Linked DNA regions of Homo sapiens: region 1 is linked to region 2. Evidence: chromatin loops called from intact Hi-C (ENCODE). Cell type or tissue: chondrocyte. All regions are shown on one strand. Each heading gives the region's core, and the rest is flanking DNA. Links, peaks and the distances in the headings are about the cores only. Region 1 holds the start of KRTAP12-2 (keratin associated protein 12-2). Region 2 has its middle 17 kb from the start of TSPEAR.

Region 1 (8,826 bases), core at 2,720-7,719, 64 kb after region 2:
AACAAGGCACGCCACCTCCTGCGGGTGATCCGTAAGCCGAGGAGGAGAATGGTGGGAATACTGGGATGGCTGTTGCCAGTAGCAATGGAGTGTGCTGGAACCTGATGTCATGGTCTCGGTTTTCAGCCTGGCAGCCTCAGTCCAGGCTCCAGGCTCCTTAGTCCATACTGCAGGCACACAGCTAGCCTCTCTTTAACTGAAAGTACAGCCCTCCAACCCCTCACCCTTGCCCCCTTGATGCTGAGGGGTGGAGGAGGCTCTGTGTTTGTAGCTTTGTGTTTTAGGGGAGAATGCCCAGTGCTTTATTTTTTTATTTAATTTTTTTTGAGATGGAGTCCTGCTCTGTCACAGGCTGGAGTGCAGTGGTGCAATCTCACCTCACTGCAAACTCCACCTCCCGGGTTCAAGTGATTCTCCTGCCTCAGCCTCCCAAGTAGCTGGGACTACAGGCACGTGCCACCACACCCAGCTAATTTTTGTATTTTTAGTAGAGGCGGGGTTGCACCATGTTAGCCAGGATGGTCTCGATCTCTTGACCTCATGATCCAGCCGCCTTGCCCTCCCAAAGTGCTGGGATTACAGGCGTGAGCCACCTGAGTTTGATATTACATATATGTGATGCTGTTTAATGATGTCTCACAGGCTCTTTTCATTTTTCTTAATTCTTTTTCTTCCTCTCCTTCATTTTGGATAATTTCTATTGATGTGCTTCAAGTTCATGAACTCTTCTTCAATCTCATTCTATATTTACGTCTATCATGTGGATTTTAAAATATCAGCTATTGTACATTTTAGTTCTAGCATTCCCATTTAAAAAATAGTTTCAATTTCCCTACTGAGATTCTCTATCTTTGATCTTGAGTTAATTTTGTATATGGTGTGAGGTAAGGGTTAAAAATAATCTTTTGTGTGTGGATATCCTGTTTTCCCACTGCCATTTGTTAAAAAGTCTGTTCTTCCCTCACTGAAAGGTCTTGACAGCCTTGCCGAAAATTATTTGACTGTAGTTGTGAGAGTTTATTTCTGGGCTCTCTATGCTATTCCATTAGTCTATATATTGGTCTTTATGCCAGTACCACAGTTTTGATTAGTGTAGCTTTGTAGTAAGTTTTGAAATCAGAAAGTGTGACTCCTCCAGCTCTATTCTTTTCTTAAGATTGATTTGGCTATTTAGGGTCCCTTGAGACTCCACATAAACTTTAGGATGGGTTTTTCTATTTCTGCAAGAAATGTCCTTGGGATTTTGACAGGGATTGCATTGAATCTGTAGATTGCTTTGGTTAGTATGGACATATTAACAATATTAATTTCCAATTCATGAACATGGGATGTGTTTCCATTTATTTCTGTTGCCTTTAATTTCTTTCAACGTTTTGTAGTTTTTGTTACACAATTATTTTAATTCTTTGGTTAACTCCTGAGTATTTTGTTCTTTTTAATGTATTGTAAATGGAATTGTTATTGTACTTTCCTTTTGAGATTATGCTTGTTAGTTTATGGAAATAGAACTGATTTTTGTGTTTTGCTTTTGTATCCTGCTACTTTGCTGAATTCATTTATTCTAAAATTTTTGTGTGTGGAATATTTAGAGTTTTCTACATATAAAAATCATGTCATCTGTGAACACAGCTAACTTTACTTCTTGCTTTTCAATTTGGATGCTTTTTGTTTCTTTCTTTCTTCCTTTTAAAAACAATTGCCTAGTTGCTCTTAGTAAAACTTCTAGTACTATGCTGGCTTTGTTCCCAATATTAGAGAAAAAGCCTTCAGTTTTTCACCAGTGGGTATGAGGCTTGCTGTGGGTCTTTCATGTATGGCTTGTATTGTGTTGAGGTAGTTTTCTTCTATTCTTAGTTTGTTGATTGTTGTCATCATGAAAGAATCTTGAATTTTGTGAAATGCCTTTTCTATATCAATTGAGATGATCACGTGGTTTTTTCCTTCATTCTGTTATCATGATGCCAAGTTCCAAGTGATCTGGTGTTGACATCTGTAGGCTCAGAGATTCTACTGTCCCTGCAGTACAGGGTGCACATGGCTTTCTGCTGAACATACCCAGAAGTCATTCTGGCCCTTGGAACCTTCTATATTCAGCTCACACATATCCTGCTGTGGCTGTCCATGGGACCCTTCACTGGCCTCACATGCTTCCCTGGGAACATGCTTGGACCAGCTTGATTTCCTTAGAGCTGTGTCTCCATGCATGAGGGCCAGTGGTGTTGTCTCATCTTGGTTCTTAACTAGGAGGATTTCTCAAGACAAAGATCCATGGTCACCACTCACAAGAAGTTCTCTGTGACCCACACCCTTTGTCCCCACTCATCCTATGGACAAGTGATTTCCATGTTCTTCCTCCATCTGCTAGCTCTCATCCAGCTCTAAGCTCTCAGGACACCCACAGATCAGCTAGACACGTCCTGTTCTACCTCACATTGACTGTGGAGCCTTCCTGAGCCATGAGAGGAGTGTAAACTTCTGTGGTTTAAGGACCATCATCACACAGAGAGGAAAAAAATCTGGAGATCTGAGTTTTTGGAATCTCACAAAAGTAACTCAGGTAAAATTTTAAAGAACAAGGAAGAATCTTGATGAAGCCAGTAAAACACTCTGGCAGGTTTCCAAGCATACCAAGAGTTCGAAGAAGGTGCAATTAGTCATGAAGCTAAGGGCCAAACAAAACCCAGAGACACCTACAACAGAAAATTAAGCTCCAGGAGACAGCACTGAGGAAGAAAAACAAGGAAGACAGGTGTGCTTCTGTGCTGTGGGGATGCCTGGGCCCAGGTATAAAGGCTGCCCAGGGAGGCCGTCCCCAGACATCACTGCCCTCTGCCTCGACCTTATCCAGCCACACGCCACCATGTGTCATACCAGCTGCTCCTCGGGCTGCCAGCCAGCCTGCTGCGCGCCCAGCCCCTGCCAGCCAGCCTGTTGTGTGCCCAGCTCCTGCCAGGCATCCTGCTGTGTGCCTGTGGGCTGCCAGTCCTCCGTGTGTGTGCCCGTGAGCTTCAAGCCAGCCGTGTGCCTGCCCGTGAGCTGCCAGTCTTCTGTGTGTGTGCCCATGAGCTTCAAGTCAGCTGTGTGCGTGCCCGTGAGCTGCCAGTCTTCTGTGTGTGTGCCTGTGAGCTGCAGGCCCATTGTGTGTGCAGCCCCCTCCTGCCAGTCCTCCCTGTGCGTGCCTGTGAGCTGCAGGCCTGTCGTGTATGCGGCTCCGTCCTGCCAGTCCTCTGGGTGCTGCCAGCCCTCCTGCACCAGCGTCCTCTGCAGACCCATCTCCTACAGTATCTCTTCCTGCTGCTGAGCATGAATCTCCAGACCCGCTGCTCCCAGTGCAGATGAGGCCACACCTGTACACTCCCTGGATGAGTCCTCAGTTGGTCTTCTGCACATGGTGCAGGTGAAAAGCATGCTCAGTTGAACCCTCTGAATTCTGGATTGAGAATGTGACAGAATGATCTGGAGCCCTTGCTGACCTTGCCCATCCCCCCAGGGAAGTCTGGGGTCCCAGAGTCATTCTCTGACCCCATGAGAGCCAAATAAACCAGCTTTCCCCATGCAGCTCTGCATTTCTGGTCTTTCTTTTTTATTTCCATACTCCCTGCTATCTATTCTGCTGATTACATAGAATTTGCTGCTAAACCCTCTTCAGTGATCCCTTCACCCAGTGCTCATCAGAAGGTGGTGTCCCGGGTGGAGGGCGCAGCTGCAGATGCCCATGTGGTCTCTCCCAGGGCTCCTGGGGCCCAGGTGCAGTGGCCACAGAAGTGACTTACCCGCCTGTGGTAGAGTGGTCTCGCTTCCCCACTGGCTGTCCACTCCTGCTCCAGGCCAACAAGCCCTGCACTGATGGCCAAAGCCTCAGAGCATTGACAATTGGGTTTTCTGATGTGGTTGGTGGACGTCCTGTTTCCCAGGTCGCGGAGGATCTCAAGTTTACAGAACTGGATTAGTTCTGCGGCACACACTCCCATCACTGGTCCACAAAGGCTTGGTTTTTATTGATTGACTGATGATCAATTACTGAGGATCCTAATATAATAAACCCGCATGAACCCACTGCCTGACATAGAAATGAGAACATCATCAATAATTTACCAAGAACTTCTTGGGGCAGCCACTGTTGGGATTGTGTGCTCCTTATTCTGTTACTTTCTAGAAAAAATAGAGTTGAGTCATATCTCTATGTATTCCTGAAATGGGTGTTTTCTAATTTAGTAATTTCTGGTGATATGAAAAGGAAATTATTCAGAATGTAATCTGGAACTTGCTTTTCCCAGTCTGCGTTGTGCTGGTAGCATTCTTCTGCATTTCCCCTGTCTGGGCTGTATTCCCCTCCTGGGGGGCTCTGCTGTGACTGTCTCAGGTTAAACGTTCCCCAGTAGATGGGCCAGCCCTCTTGCCCCAGGAGTCTGCTATTCCAGATAGCATAGCCCAGAACTGTCCCCTGAAGAACGTTCTCACTACTGGCTGCCTTCGATTCCAAGATTTTTATTTGCCTTGGAGGCAAGTGTTGAGTTTAGGGTTAAAAAACTGGTTTCATCATCTTTTAGGCAAGGTGGTCAGGGACCTATTGTGTAGTTTAAACTGGGAGGCTTTGGATAAAACTGAGTGAGAAATGGAACCAATCAACCCAGACATATAAATGCTTGCAGCCGAACACATTCGAATCCATGAACACACCCAATGTGTGCACTATACAACGTGCACACACTTATGCACACACGTAAGCACTCTGGTCCCCCAGGCTGGGAGTTAGAGGTCAAACTGGAAATCAGAGCATGAGAGGAGGGAGGGTTGGTAACCAAAAAATGCTTCTGGAGAACCTACCTGCCCTGTGCACAGAGAAGCATGGATGAGGCCTGGCTCAGCCCCCGCCCTCTGGAGCTGTGGCCCTCAGGGCCACTTGGAGCCCAAGTTCTGTGATGCTAGTGCTCCACATGGGGCATTTGTTAGCAAGTCCAGGTTTTTGCATGGACGTATTTGTTTCTTTCTCTTGGGTAAATGTCTAGGAGTGGAATAGCTGGGTCATATGCTAAGTATCTTTTTGCCAACACCATCCTGCCCTGATAAATGCAGCTTTATAGTAGGTCTTGAAATCAGCTAGTGTGAGTTCTCCAATTTTGTTCTTCTTTTAAGAAGTTGTTTAGGCTACTCTAGTTTCTTTGTCTTTCCATATAGATATTTGAATAAGCTTATCAATATCTACAGAATTTGTGCTGAGATTTTGATTGGGAGTGTATTGAAACTATATAGATCAATTTGGGGAGAGTCGACATATCCAGCAATCCATAACATGGTCTATTTATTTAGGTTTTCTCTGATTCTTCTCATCAATATTTTGTAGTTTTCAATGTATACATTTTATATATTTCCCCCAGAATTTATCCCTAAGTATTTTATAAGTTTAATGCTATTATGGTACTATTTTTAAGTTTCAATTTCTGATTGTTCATTGCTAGTATATTAAAATAAAATCGATTTTTGTATATTGGCATTTTTTCTTTGACCTTGTTAAATTCACTTACTAGTTCTTGTAGCTTTATTGTAGAATTTTGGGGATTTTCTAGGTAGACAATAATGTAATATGTTAATAGAGACTGTGTTATTTCTTTCTTTCCAGGCTGCATGCTTTTTACTTCACTGTTTAGGAAGTCCAGTATGGTAATAAATAGCAGAGGCAAAAGTGAATGTTCTTGCTTTGTTGTTGATTTTAAGGGGAAAGCATATAGTCTTTCATCATTAAGTATGATATTAGCTATAGGTTTTTCATAGATGCTCTTTAAAAGAAGTTCCTTTTAATTTCTAGTTTGCTAGCAGTTTTTATTCTGAATGGATGTTGAATTTTGTCAAAAGCCTTTTCTGAATCTATTGAGATAATAATATGGTGCTTCCTCTTTAGTCTGTTGATATGGTGAATTATAAGTTGATTTTTTAACACTGAACCAACCTTGCATTCTTGGGATAAATCTCACATGATCACGACCTTTTATCTCTTTTACATATTTCTGGATTTAATTTGCTAGTATTTGGTTGAGAATTTTGCATCTATATTCATAAGAGATATTATTAATAGTATATAGTTTTCTATATACTATGTACTATAATACTTTTGTTCAAATTTGATATCAAGATTATGCTGGCTCTATGAATTTAATCGGGAATGATTCCTTTCCTTCTATTTTCTGGAAGAGTTCATGTAGAATTGGTTATATTTCCTCTTTAAATGTTTGGTAGAATTTTCCAGGGAGGCCATTTGCCCCTAGTTTTATTTGTTGAAAGATTTTAACTGAAAATTCAACTTCTTTAATAGATATGATACTATTCAGGCTACCTACTTCTCTGGAATAAGCTTTCATACTTTTGTCTTTTAAAAATGTGCCAGTTTTATGTATGTTATCAAATTTAATGGTATGAAGTTGTTTACATCATTCCTGTATCATGTTTTTAATAATTGTAAGATTTGTAATGATGTCTCTTCTTCACTCCTAATATTGCTATTTTGTGTCTTTTTTTTTCTTTTTATTATAATTTTACCGCTCAGTCTGGCTAGATGCTTATTCATTTCATTGTTCTTTTCAAAGAAGCAGCTTTTGCTTTCATTGAATTCTTTTCCATTTTCTACTTCATTTTTTTTTTCAGATTTTTAATTATTTCATTTCTTTTGCTAATTTTGAGTTTAATTTTCTTTTTTTCTTTAAAGTGCAAACTTAGATAATTGATTTCAGGACTTTCTTCTTTGTGAATATAAGCACTTAATGATATAATTTTATCCCTCTAAACACTATTTTAGCCATGTTCCATATATTTTGACATGTTGTCTTTTAATTTGTATTTAATTCAAAATATTTTCTAAATTCTCTTGTGATTCTTCTTTGAACCATGGGTTATTTAGAAGTGTGTCGGTTACTTTACAGTTCTGCAGGGTGTTTCTCGCTATCCTTTTGGTGTTAATGTCTAATTGAATTTCTTTGTGGTCAGAGAACATACATTGTATTAGTTCAACTTTTTTACATGGGTTGAAGTTTATTTTATGGCACAATATAGTCTTTTTGGTGAATGTTTCATGTGCTTGAAAAGAATGTGTATCTGTTATTGTTGGGTGGAGTGTTCTGTCAATATCCATTAGGTCAAGTTGATTGACAGTGTTGTCCAGGCCTTCTGTATCCTTCCTGATTTTCTGTCTACTTGTTCTCTTGAAGCTGAAGTCCAATGACAAATCTGATTTATCTGTTTTTCCTTTCCCTTCTCAGTTTTTTTGTTGCATGTGTTTGGAAAGTTGGCTGTTTGGTGCTTACACATTTAGAATTGTTACGTGTCCATGGTGAATTGATGCTTTATCATTATGTAATATTCCTTTTTATCCTTGGTAATATTTCTTTTGTGAAGTTGACTTTGATATTAATATAGCCATTCCAATTTTACTTGATTAATGTTTGTGTGGTGTATTTTTCCATCTGTTTACTTTTAACCTATCTATGTTTTTTATATTTAATGTGAGTCTTCTGGTAGATAGAATATAGTTGGGTCCTGAATTATTTAATCCAATTAAAAATCTCTGTTTTTTGGTTTTGGTGTTTAGATGATTTGCATTTAATTTAATTTAATAAATTAATTTGCATTTAATTTAATATTAGCAAAATATCACTTTGCTAATTGTATTCTATTTGTTCCATCTGTTCCTTTTTATCTTTGCCCTCTTTCTATGCCACTTTTTGGTTTAGTATTCTTAGTTATTCCCTTTTATATCTACTTTTTGTATACATCTTGATATAGTTTGGATTTGTGTCCCCGCCCAAATCTCATGTTGAATTGTAATCTCCAGTGTTGGAGGTGGGGCCTGGTGGGAGGTGATTGGATCACGGGGGTGGATTTCTCATGAATGGTTAAGCGTCATCCCCTTGGTGCTGTCCTTGCGACAGTGAGTGAGTTCTTGGGAGACCTGGTTGTTTAAAGGCGTGTGGCCCCTCCCCCAGCCCCGTCTTTCTCTCCTGCTCCTGCTCTGGCCACGTGATGTGCCTGCTCCCCCTTCACCTTCCACAGTGCTTGTAAGTTTCCTCACAATTCTGCCTCCCCAGAAGCTGAGCAGATGCCAGTATTATGCTTCCTGTACAGCTTGCAGAACTGTGAGCCAATTAAACCTCCTTTCTTTATAAATTACCCAGTCTCAGGTATTTCCTTATAGCAAGGCGATAATAGCCTAATACGTCCTTTCAAACTTATTTGGCCTAAGAGTTACAATACATACCTTTACTGTAACAAAGGATACCTCCGGGTAATATGACGCCACTTCATCTGTAAGTGGCAGGACTTTACGGCAGTGTACCTCCATGTCCTCTTTTATATTCCTCGTGTTATTGTTGCCATGTTTTACTTTTACTTATGTTAAAAACCCCACAATGCACTGTCACTATTTTTGCTCTGGACAGTCAATTAGTTATAATGCTTTTTTTTTTTTTTTTTTTTTTGAGACGGAGTCTCACTCTGTGTCACCCAGCCTGGAGTGCAGTGGCGCGATCTCGGCTCACTGCAGGCTCCGCCTCCGCCTCTGGGGTTCACGCCATTCTCCTGCCGCAGCCTCCCGAGTAGCTGGGACTACAGGCGCCCGCCACCACACCCGGCTAATTTTTTGTATTTTTAGTAGAGACGGGTTTCACCGTGTTAGCCAGGATGGTCTCGATCTGCTTGCCTCGGCCTCCCAAAGTGCTGGGATTACAGGCGTGAGCCACCGCGCCCGGCCTATTTATATTTATCTTCTTTTAAAATAATTTCTAGAGCTCTTCTTTTCTTTCTTTTCTTTTTGTTCCCAGGACAGAGTGCAGTGGTGCG
Region 2 (8,826 bases), core at 2,018-7,017:
AGGTGGGGCCCTAGCCAGCTTCAGGATGGGGTGCTGGTGGCTAGAAAGACCAAGGCAGGAGGCGGGGCCCTAGGCAGCTTCAGAATGGGGCGCTGGTGGCAGAAAGATTAAGGCAGATGACTGGAGGCGGGGACCTAGGCAGCATCAGAATGGGGTGCTGGTGGCAGAAAGACCAAGGCAGGATTCGAGGCTGGGACTTGCTGGAACCTGTGACCTCCGTGCAGAGGTTGGGGACTGAGTCAGTCACCAGGAGTCACTAACTTCACCAGTCATGCGTCACGGAGGCTCCTTCAAACCCCCACACAGAGGATGCAGAGAGCTACCGGGCTGGGAACACATCCTGAGCTGGGAGGGCGGGGCAGCCGGGGCTCCACGGATGCCAGCTCCTGCACTCAGGGTCCCTCTGGGCCTTGCCCTGCGCACCCCTCACCTGCTGCTCATCTGTGTCCTTCAGCACACCCTTTATTAGGAGAGTAACCCAGCAAACAGAAGTGACGTTTCCCTGAGTTTTGTGAATTATTATAGCAAATTATTGAACCTAAGGAGGGGGTCATGGGAACTCCCAATTTATAGCCGAGGTACTGGGGACAGATGACACCCCGGGACCTGTGATTGGCACTTGGAGTGGGGACAGTTTCCTGGGCCCATCCCTCAGCCTGAGGGGTCTGTGCTGACCCTGGTCAGTTGGTGTCAGAACTGAATTAGATTGCGGGATACCCCATTGGCACTGACGCAGAATTGGAGAATTGGTATGGAAACCCACACATTTGGTGTCAGAAGTGTGGTAAACACAGTTTGTTTTCATTTACCCCCATCTTGCTTCTGTCTTTTAATGCCACTTTATCCTATTCCTAAAACTGAGCTGTGCTGGGGGAAGCTGAGCCCTGCAGGACGTGCCCGGTCTGGGCCCCGGCCGCGGCTGTGCTCCTTCAGCTCCAGGCATCTCCCAAGCCTGCTGCTGCTTCCTGAGCTCCCATGCCCAGGCCGCAGGTGCCAGGCCGCAGGTGCCTCCTCACTGTTGCAGGGGCAGAAGTCCCTCTACTGCTGTGTATTTGGCTCCGAGTCTCACGCCCAGCCATTCCCAGTGCTCCTTTCCCCTCACCTGCATCTCCTCTGTGGAGCCTGCCTTTCCTCCCTGCCTGTCCCTCTCCTTCCCTCACCGTCCTCTTGCCACCAGGTTGTCAGCATTTTGCAGATAGGACTTGTGTTGGATGGGGCTGTGACTAGCTTTCCATGTGACATAAAACCTGAGCATCTTGATGTGAGGAGTCTTGCCATGTTGTTTGGATTTCACTGAATTAAAATCTGGGTTTTGTGGTCATTGTCGTGGACTGAATGTTTGTGTCTCCCCTAAATATATCTGTTGAAACCATAACCCCCAAGGTGAGGGTATTAGGAGATGGGTCCTTTGGGGGCTGATGAGGTCATAAGAGTGGAGCCCTTGTGAATGGGATTCGTGTCCATATAAAAGAGGCCCCAGAGAGCTGCCTTGCCCCTTCCACTGTGTGAGGACACAGTGAAAAGACAGCTGTCTGCAACCTGGGAGAGCTTTTAACAGACTCCAACTGTGCTGGCACCCTGGTCTCCAATTCCCAGCCCCCAGCACTGTGAGGAAATAAATGCCTGTTTTCTGAACACCATCCAGTCTACAGGCACCGTTGCGGCACCCAAGCCAGGACAGAAGATCAGTGCGAGGAGTGAGAGCTGCTGCAACCAACGCCTGTGAATGTGGATGTGGCCTTGGAACTGATGAATGGGGGCAGCTGGAATCATTCGGAGCCACATGCTAGAAAAAGCCTAGATGGCTACGAACAGCTTTTTAAAGGTGATTCTGGTGCGGGCTCAGCAAGAAGAGAAGCACTGCAGAGAGAGCCTCTGTCTTCTCAGAGGACGCCTAGGGGATCGTGAGCAGAACCCTGGATGGGAAGGCTCAGATGGAAACCAGGAACATGCTAGTGTCAACTGGAGGAAAGGCCACCTTGTTAAAAAGCAGCAAAGAACTCGGCCGAACTATGTTTGTGTCCTGGTGTTGTGTGGAAAGCAGAACTTGTGAGTAATGAAACACGATACTTGGCTGAGGGGGTTTATAAGCAAAGTGTTGAAGGGACGGCTTAGTTCCTCCTGGCTGCTTATGGTAAAATGTGAGAAGCTAGAAATGATTTCAAGACCAAGCTGTTAAACAAAAAGAAACCAGAACTTAAAGATTTGGAAAATCCTCAGCCTATGCATAATGTAAAAAAATGAGAATGTGTGTTTGGAAGAGAACATTAAGGGCATAGCCAGATGACCATCTGATAAGGGGATTTGTGTGGGTGTGAACCACAGTCACAACCAGCTGTCCCGGCAGGAACACTCAGCTTGAACCAAAGGTGGGAGAGAGGGGAAGGAAGTGAGTTTGGCCGTCTGACCTCTTGGGTTGTACCGAGCAGGACCAGGGAGCTATTTGGCTGTGAACATGCACTATTCTTCAAGACAAGGGAAGAAGGACCCAGAAGGTGATTTAGAGTCCATCAGGGCTGCCACATGGGCAGCTGCTCCCTGGGAGCAACAGGCCAGATGCTCCCTGCCCAAAGCCTTGGGGGCAGGGCTGCCCAGAGCCTTGCAGGCATGACCCCTGCCCCCCAGAGCTGCAGGGGCAGGACCATGGCCGTAGTGGGTCTGGAGGGCAGGGGCTCAAGCCAAAGAAGATGATTCTTGAGCCTGAAGATTTAACATTGTTTGCCCTATTGGGGTCCAGGCTCCATGGGACCTGTTACCCTTTTCTTCCTTCCCATTTCCCCCTTCGGAATGGGAAAGTCTGTCATATGGCTCTCCCACCATTGTATTTTAAACGCATGTAACTTGTTCCATTTTACAGGTTCACAGCTAGGGAGGAAGTAAACTTTGAGTGTCACCCGTATCTGATTTAGATGATGTTTAGATGAGACTTTGGACTTTAGACTTTAGAGCTGATGGCAGAACGAGCCACCACTTTGGGGTTGGAGGGGTGAAATGAATGTGTTTTGCACATGAGAAGGACGTACAATTTCGGAGTCAGGAATAGAATGTTATGGGCCGATTGCATCTCCCCAGAGTTCCTATATAGAAATTCTAACCCTGGTGTGGTGGCGCTAGGAGGCAGGGCGTTTGGGAGGTGATTAGGTTGTGGCCCTCATGATGGGGTCCTCTTATGAAGGAGACCCCAGAGAGCATGCTGTCACTTTTGCTCTGTCTGCCACATGAGGGTGCAAGAAGAAGACAGCCGCGAGCAAACCAGGAAGAGTGTCCTTGCCAGAACCCGACCCTGCTGCCACCTTGGCCTCCAACTTCCAGCCCCTAGACTGTGAGGAACACAGCTTGTTGTTGAAACACCCAGTCAGTGGTATTTTCTTACAGCAGCCAAAATCCACTAACGGTCATCAAGAAGCTGATGTGTGATTAGGAACCACCTCTTGCCCAATGTGCGGGGAATCAGTTGGACCCTGACGGAGCTGCCTCGGTCAGGAGTCCCGGCTGCAGGGGACATCCACAGAACCCAGAAGTTATGGAGAAGCCACTGGGGCACAGGCAGCCTGGCTCCCTAGGATGCAGAAGACACCAGGCTCTCCGCCCCCTCCCTGCTGCAGGCCGCTTTCCTGTGCCTCTTGCTATGGTCAGGGGTGCCGTGTTCCCCTGGAACACGTGCCGCCTTCTGCACTGCCTTGAGTCTTTGGCCCGCTTGTGTCTTGGACTTACCGCAGTGCTGTTTTGTGAGGGGCACAGACGCACACCATCAGCGCTCAAGAGGCAGACACGAGATCGGGTGATACTGGGCCAGCAGGCCAGTGTGCAGCACCCTCCACTTCCCGGCCCTCTTGGATGGTCACCTGTCCTGAGCCTGTGGCCCAGCGGGGCCCTGTCCCCTTGATCTGTGCATATTCGCAGGGGCGGGGTGCTGGTGGAGAACTCAAGGGGGCCCAGGGCTGGGAGCAGCCGGTGCTCCTGGTGAGCTCACTCTGACCAGCTGCACAGGCCATGTGGAGGAGGGGACGATCCCCAGGTGCCCCACAGGCCCCCTATCCCCCGTCTCTTCAGGAGAGGGATGACGGCCACTCCCAGTGGTGACTCAATGCCTGTGCCACCCACATCATCAGCTGTGCTGGCGGCTCACAGAAGACGACGGGACAGTCCATGTTTTATGCCCATATATCATATATTTTTTATCTACCATGGGTATCTACATACATTCTTGCTGCACGGTGCCGAGATGCTCAGTGTCTATCTCTGACAGTGAAATTGTGATCAGTTTTCATTCCTACTTTTTGTCATCCATATGTGATGAGGTTTCAACAAGGAACCTATTATTACTTGTGTCGTAGGAAAAATAAAGTTATTTTTAAAAGCAAACGTATGTCTAAGTGATGTAATCTATTTGCTGGGTGTAATAGGCTAGAATGCTCTCAGAAGCCTCCCACCTGACAGCTCCCCTCAAATCTGTCAGCGGGGAATAAAACTGTAAGGGCGCGATGGCCTTTTGGTTGTTAGTTTAGCAAACTGCACGAGTAAGACACAAGCGCGTTCTCGTCCATCAACACCAAGTGGGTCATCGTGGCGGGGCAGGACCAGTGCTATGAACTCGCTGTAATTTGGAATTCTACCCGAGAAAAATGCGGTTATTCAAGGGACACTTTGACCCTTGCATTTGAAGTTCTTGCATTTTACTTGGACCAACATTATCAATGCTGGGGGTCTATGGTCTCCACTCTCCCACCACAAACATCGCTGGTGGTGATGCTTAATGAGTTGCCATTTTGACTTCTGATGCTGAGAATAGCACTAATGCCAAGATATACTTTTTTTTTTTTTTTTTTTTTTTTTTTGAGATGGAGTTTTGCTCTTGTTGCCCAGGCTGGAGTGCAATGGCGCGATCTCGGCTCAACACAACCTCTGCCTCCGGGGTTCAAATGATTCTCCTGCCTCAGCCTCCCGAGTAGCTGGGATTACAGGCATGCGCCATCACGCCCAGCTAATTTTGTATTTTTAGTAGAGATGGGGTTTCTCCATGTTGGTCAGGCTGGTCTCGAACTCCTGACCTCAGGTGATCTGCCCGCCTTAGCCTCCCAAAGGATATGCTTTTATCTACCTACTCTTGTTCTGAATAATGACCTCGTGTGTCTTCTCTGAGGATGGTTTTTCCTGAGCCCTGGCTGCCAGGGCGTCTCCCAGGGCTGCAGGTGTCTCCAGGTCTCTCGTCCTCTGGGTCTCTCACTGCTGCCCCGGACTCCATCCCCTTTCCTGTCCCCTCCATGCAGGCTCCACTGTTCCCAGGACTCTCAGCTCTTCCTGCTGCTTGTTCACTCTGCTCCCGCAGCTTGGAAGCCTGTGGGCCACTTCCTGCCACTTGCCTGAAGGACGATGACCCCTCAGAGAAGCTCAGCAGCCCAGGACTGCCCCCATCTTCTCCGCCCACAGCACCCCTAGGGTCACGGTGCTGCCTTGCTGTGCCACCCGGCTCATGTGCCCCTCCCATGCCACTGTCACCAGTGCCAGGCCCTGGGAGCCCAGGGGTCTCTCTGGAGCAAGCACTCCCTCGGGGTTCGTGAGGCAAATGAATGATGTATGATCTCTAATACTGTCAGCCATTCTGATGGAAAGCGCTGGCACTGTGGTCCCTGGAAGTCCATTAGGACTGTGGTGACAGGCTGTCCTCGTGAGGTGTCCCTTCCTTCGGGGAAGCCTGGGGTCTTCTGACCAGAGGCCTCAGCCGTCCTCTGAGCTCTGTGGGCTGAGAGTTGAGGCTGGGCCCATTTGAGCATCACCTGGATGTGGGCGCTGAGCTGGAACTGGGATTTTCCAGGGACCAAGGCTTAGGAACAGCCAAGCAGTTCACAGGAGGCCAGAGAGGCTGCAGCGGAGGGGAGGCTGTGGCGGAGGGGAGGCTGTGGCAGAGGGGAGGCTGCGGCGGAGGGGAGGCTGCGGCGGAGGGGAGGGGGAGTTCAGGGCAGCTGTGCTGGGTGCAGCAAGGAGGCCTAGATCCTGAGTAGGAGCAAGTGAGGGGCACATGTCCCTCCAAGATGGAGAAGGACCCTGGGGGGACCAGCACCTCTGCTGGGGATGGAGCTGTGGTGTTTCTCAAAGTGGGGTCAGGGCACTCCCAGCCCATGCTGACCTCACAAGCTGGAACCCCCAGGGTTTTGTGTGCACTGGACTTTGAGAACCCTGTCCAGGAGGGGTCCCTTAGAGGAAGAGGCGGCAGGGCTGAGTAGGGAGGGGTGCCTTCAGGAATGAGGACTGTGGAGGGGAGTTGGTGTGGACAACCCAGATGGCTGTGCTGGCCCTTGGTGGAGAAAGGGACAGGCTTGGGGTGGGGAAGACTCAGAACTTGGCGGCTGTGGACCTGGGGAGGAGGAGCGGGTGTGGCTGGCTGCTCAGCTGCAGGAGCAGGAGCAGGCACCGGGAGCCTTTCCGGCATCTGTGATCTGCAGGGCAGCTGGGGCGGGCTCATGGTGCCCAGCAGGTGGGTCATGAGGGCTGTTGGTGAGACCCGGAATCAGCCCACCATGGGGATGGTGGGTACAATCCCTATGAGATGCCTGGGCACACTGAGAGCTCCTTATGGGATAAAGACTCCATCCCCACAGCCCCCACCACCACTGAGGCAGGCTCCCCCTCCCTCCAGCAGGCAAAGGCACTCACCCAAGCCCACACAGGAAAGATCTTCCCAAAGGAAAGCTTGATTCGTGACAAAGTCCACAAACTGCCACAAATTCTATTTCTAGTGAAGCTGAAAAAATGCACACTTTTTAAATAGCCTGCCTGTCCCTGAGTGCCACAAAACGCAATTTAAGGTAAACACGTGGGTGCCTCAGTGACAACATTTGCAACATTAACCTCGCTTTTAAAATTAATTTTTAAATTGAGGAATAACATACATATAAAATGTACCATCTGCACCATTTTAAAGCGTACAGCTCAGTGACGAGAAACACGTTTAGATTTCCCTCCTTTATCGCCCCTCCGCCTCCTTCCTCTGGGAACCGCCATTCCACTCTCTGCCTCCACGGGAGCCTCTGGTTTAGCTTCCACACGAGTGACAGCGTGAGATGTTGGTCTTTCTGTGCCTGGCTTATTGCGCTTAACATAATGACCCCCAGTTCCATCTATGTTGCTGAAAATGACAGGATTTCATTCTTTTCGATAGCTGAATAATATTCCATTGTGTATATTTACCACATTTTCTTTATCCATTCATCCACTGATAAGCCCTTAGGTTGATTCCGTATCTTGGCTATTGTGAACGGTGCTGCAATAAACACAGGAGTGCAGAGATCTCTGACATACTAATTTCCTTTCTTTTGGATAAATACCAGTAGTGGAATTGCTGGATTACATGGTAGTTGTGCTTTTCGTACTGTTTCTCATAGGGGCTGTACTGTGCTACCTTCCCACCCACAGTGTTCTACACCCTCACCAGCGTCTGTTATTGCCTGTCTTTCTGATACAAGCCATTTTCACTGGGCTGAGATGGTAATGCACTGTGGTTTGATTTGCATTTCTCTGCTGATTAGTGATGTTGAGCATATTTTAAAACACCTGTTGGCCTTTGTATGTCTTCTTTTGAGAAAAGTCTGTTCACATCTTTTACCCATTTTTAATCGGATGATTATTGTTTGTTATTGTTGTTTGGAGATAGGGTCTCACTCTGTTGCCCAGGCTGGAGTGCAGTGGCACAGTCATGGCTCCCTGCAGCCTCTGCTTCCCGGGCTCAAGCAATCAATCACCAATCCTCCCGCCTCAGCCTCCGGAGTAGCTGGGACCACAGGTGTGCAACAGCACGCCTGGCTAATTTTTGTATTTTTTGTAGAGACAGGGTTTTGCCATGTTGCCCAGGCTGGTCTCAAACTCCTGGGCTCAAGCAGTCCACCTGTGTTGGCCCCCCAAAGTGCTGGGATTACAGGTGTGAGCCACTGCACCTGGCTGCTTTTTTTTTTTTTTGGCCATTGAGTTGTCTGAGCTCCTCATATATTTGGGTTATGAATCCCTTGCCATATGGATAGTTTGCAAATATTTTCTTTGATTCTGTGGGTTATCACTTCACTTTGTCAACCTCACTTTTTTGAACTTGCCATTTCTGTCTTTGGCAAAATGTTAAGCAGGGCACAGGGTGGCCCTTGGGGAAGTCCACACAGTGACTGCAGCCTGGTGAGCCCTTTCCAAATGAGCCAGTCTCCAAGGCTTACCCCAGGCCCCAGGTCCCCGCGACACACTCCAAAAGCTCCAAATGAGCCAGTCTCCGAGGACTCAGGTCCCCGCAACACGCTTCAAAAGCTCCAAATGAGCCAGTCTGTGAGGACTCAGGTCCCCGCGACACGCTTTAAAAGCTCCAAATGAGCCAGTCTCCGAGGCTTACCCCAGGCCTCAGATCCCTGCGACATGCTCCAAAAGCTCCAAATGAGCCAGTCTCCGACGCTTACCCCAAGCCTCAGATCCCTGCGACATGCTCCAAAAGCATAGTCCTAGTTTAAGACTTTTTTTTTTCTTTTTTTTGAGACGGAGTTTTGCTCTTGTCGCCCAGGCTAGAGTGCAATGGTGTGATCTTGGCTCACCGCAACTTCTGCCTCCCGGGTTCAAGCAATTCTCCTGCCTCAGCCTCCTGAGTAGCTGGGATTACAGGCGCCCGCTACCACACCCGGCTAATTTTGTATTTTTAGTAGAGATGGGGTTTCTCCATGTTGGTCAGGCTGGTCTCGAACTCCTGACCTCAGGTGATCTGCCCACCTCAGCCTCCCAAAGTGCTGGGATTACAGGTGTGAGCCACTGCGCCTGTCCACTTTATCAGATTTTTAAAAATGTACTAGAAAATCATAA

Evidence for each region. A loop is a pair of places that touch in the nucleus more often than their neighbours do. Peaks named below come from ENCODE experiments on the same cell type or tissue, not always from the same donor. Only the 100,000 strongest peaks of a DNase experiment are listed, where the experiment ranks them.
Region 1: it touches region 2 in a loop (4-fold over the local background); 4 of 110 quality-filtered maps call a loop at or near these places.

Annotation. Positions count from the first base shown.
Region 1 is chr21:44,660,921-44,669,746 of GRCh38, reverse strand. All of the region lies in intron 1 of TSPEAR (thrombospondin type laminin G domain and EAR repeats), which reads left to right. KRTAP12-2 (keratin associated protein 12-2) reads left to right here and starts at 2,820. Exons shown (of 1, transcript NM_181684.3): 1 at 2,820-3,558. The coding sequence starts at 2,861. The coding sequence ends at 3,301. In chondrocyte, for the core only: no CTCF peak of the experiment used is centred there; no DNase peak of the experiment used is centred there.
Region 2 is chr21:44,724,616-44,733,441 of GRCh38, reverse strand. No RefSeq gene overlaps it. Among named protein-coding and RNA genes, the nearest start is that of TSPEAR, 17 kb to the right of the region's middle. RefSeq lists enhancers at 99-774, 775-1,450, 2,088-2,588, 2,589-3,089. In chondrocyte, for the core only: no CTCF peak of the experiment used is centred there; DNase peaks (open chromatin) are centred at 3,913 and 5,418.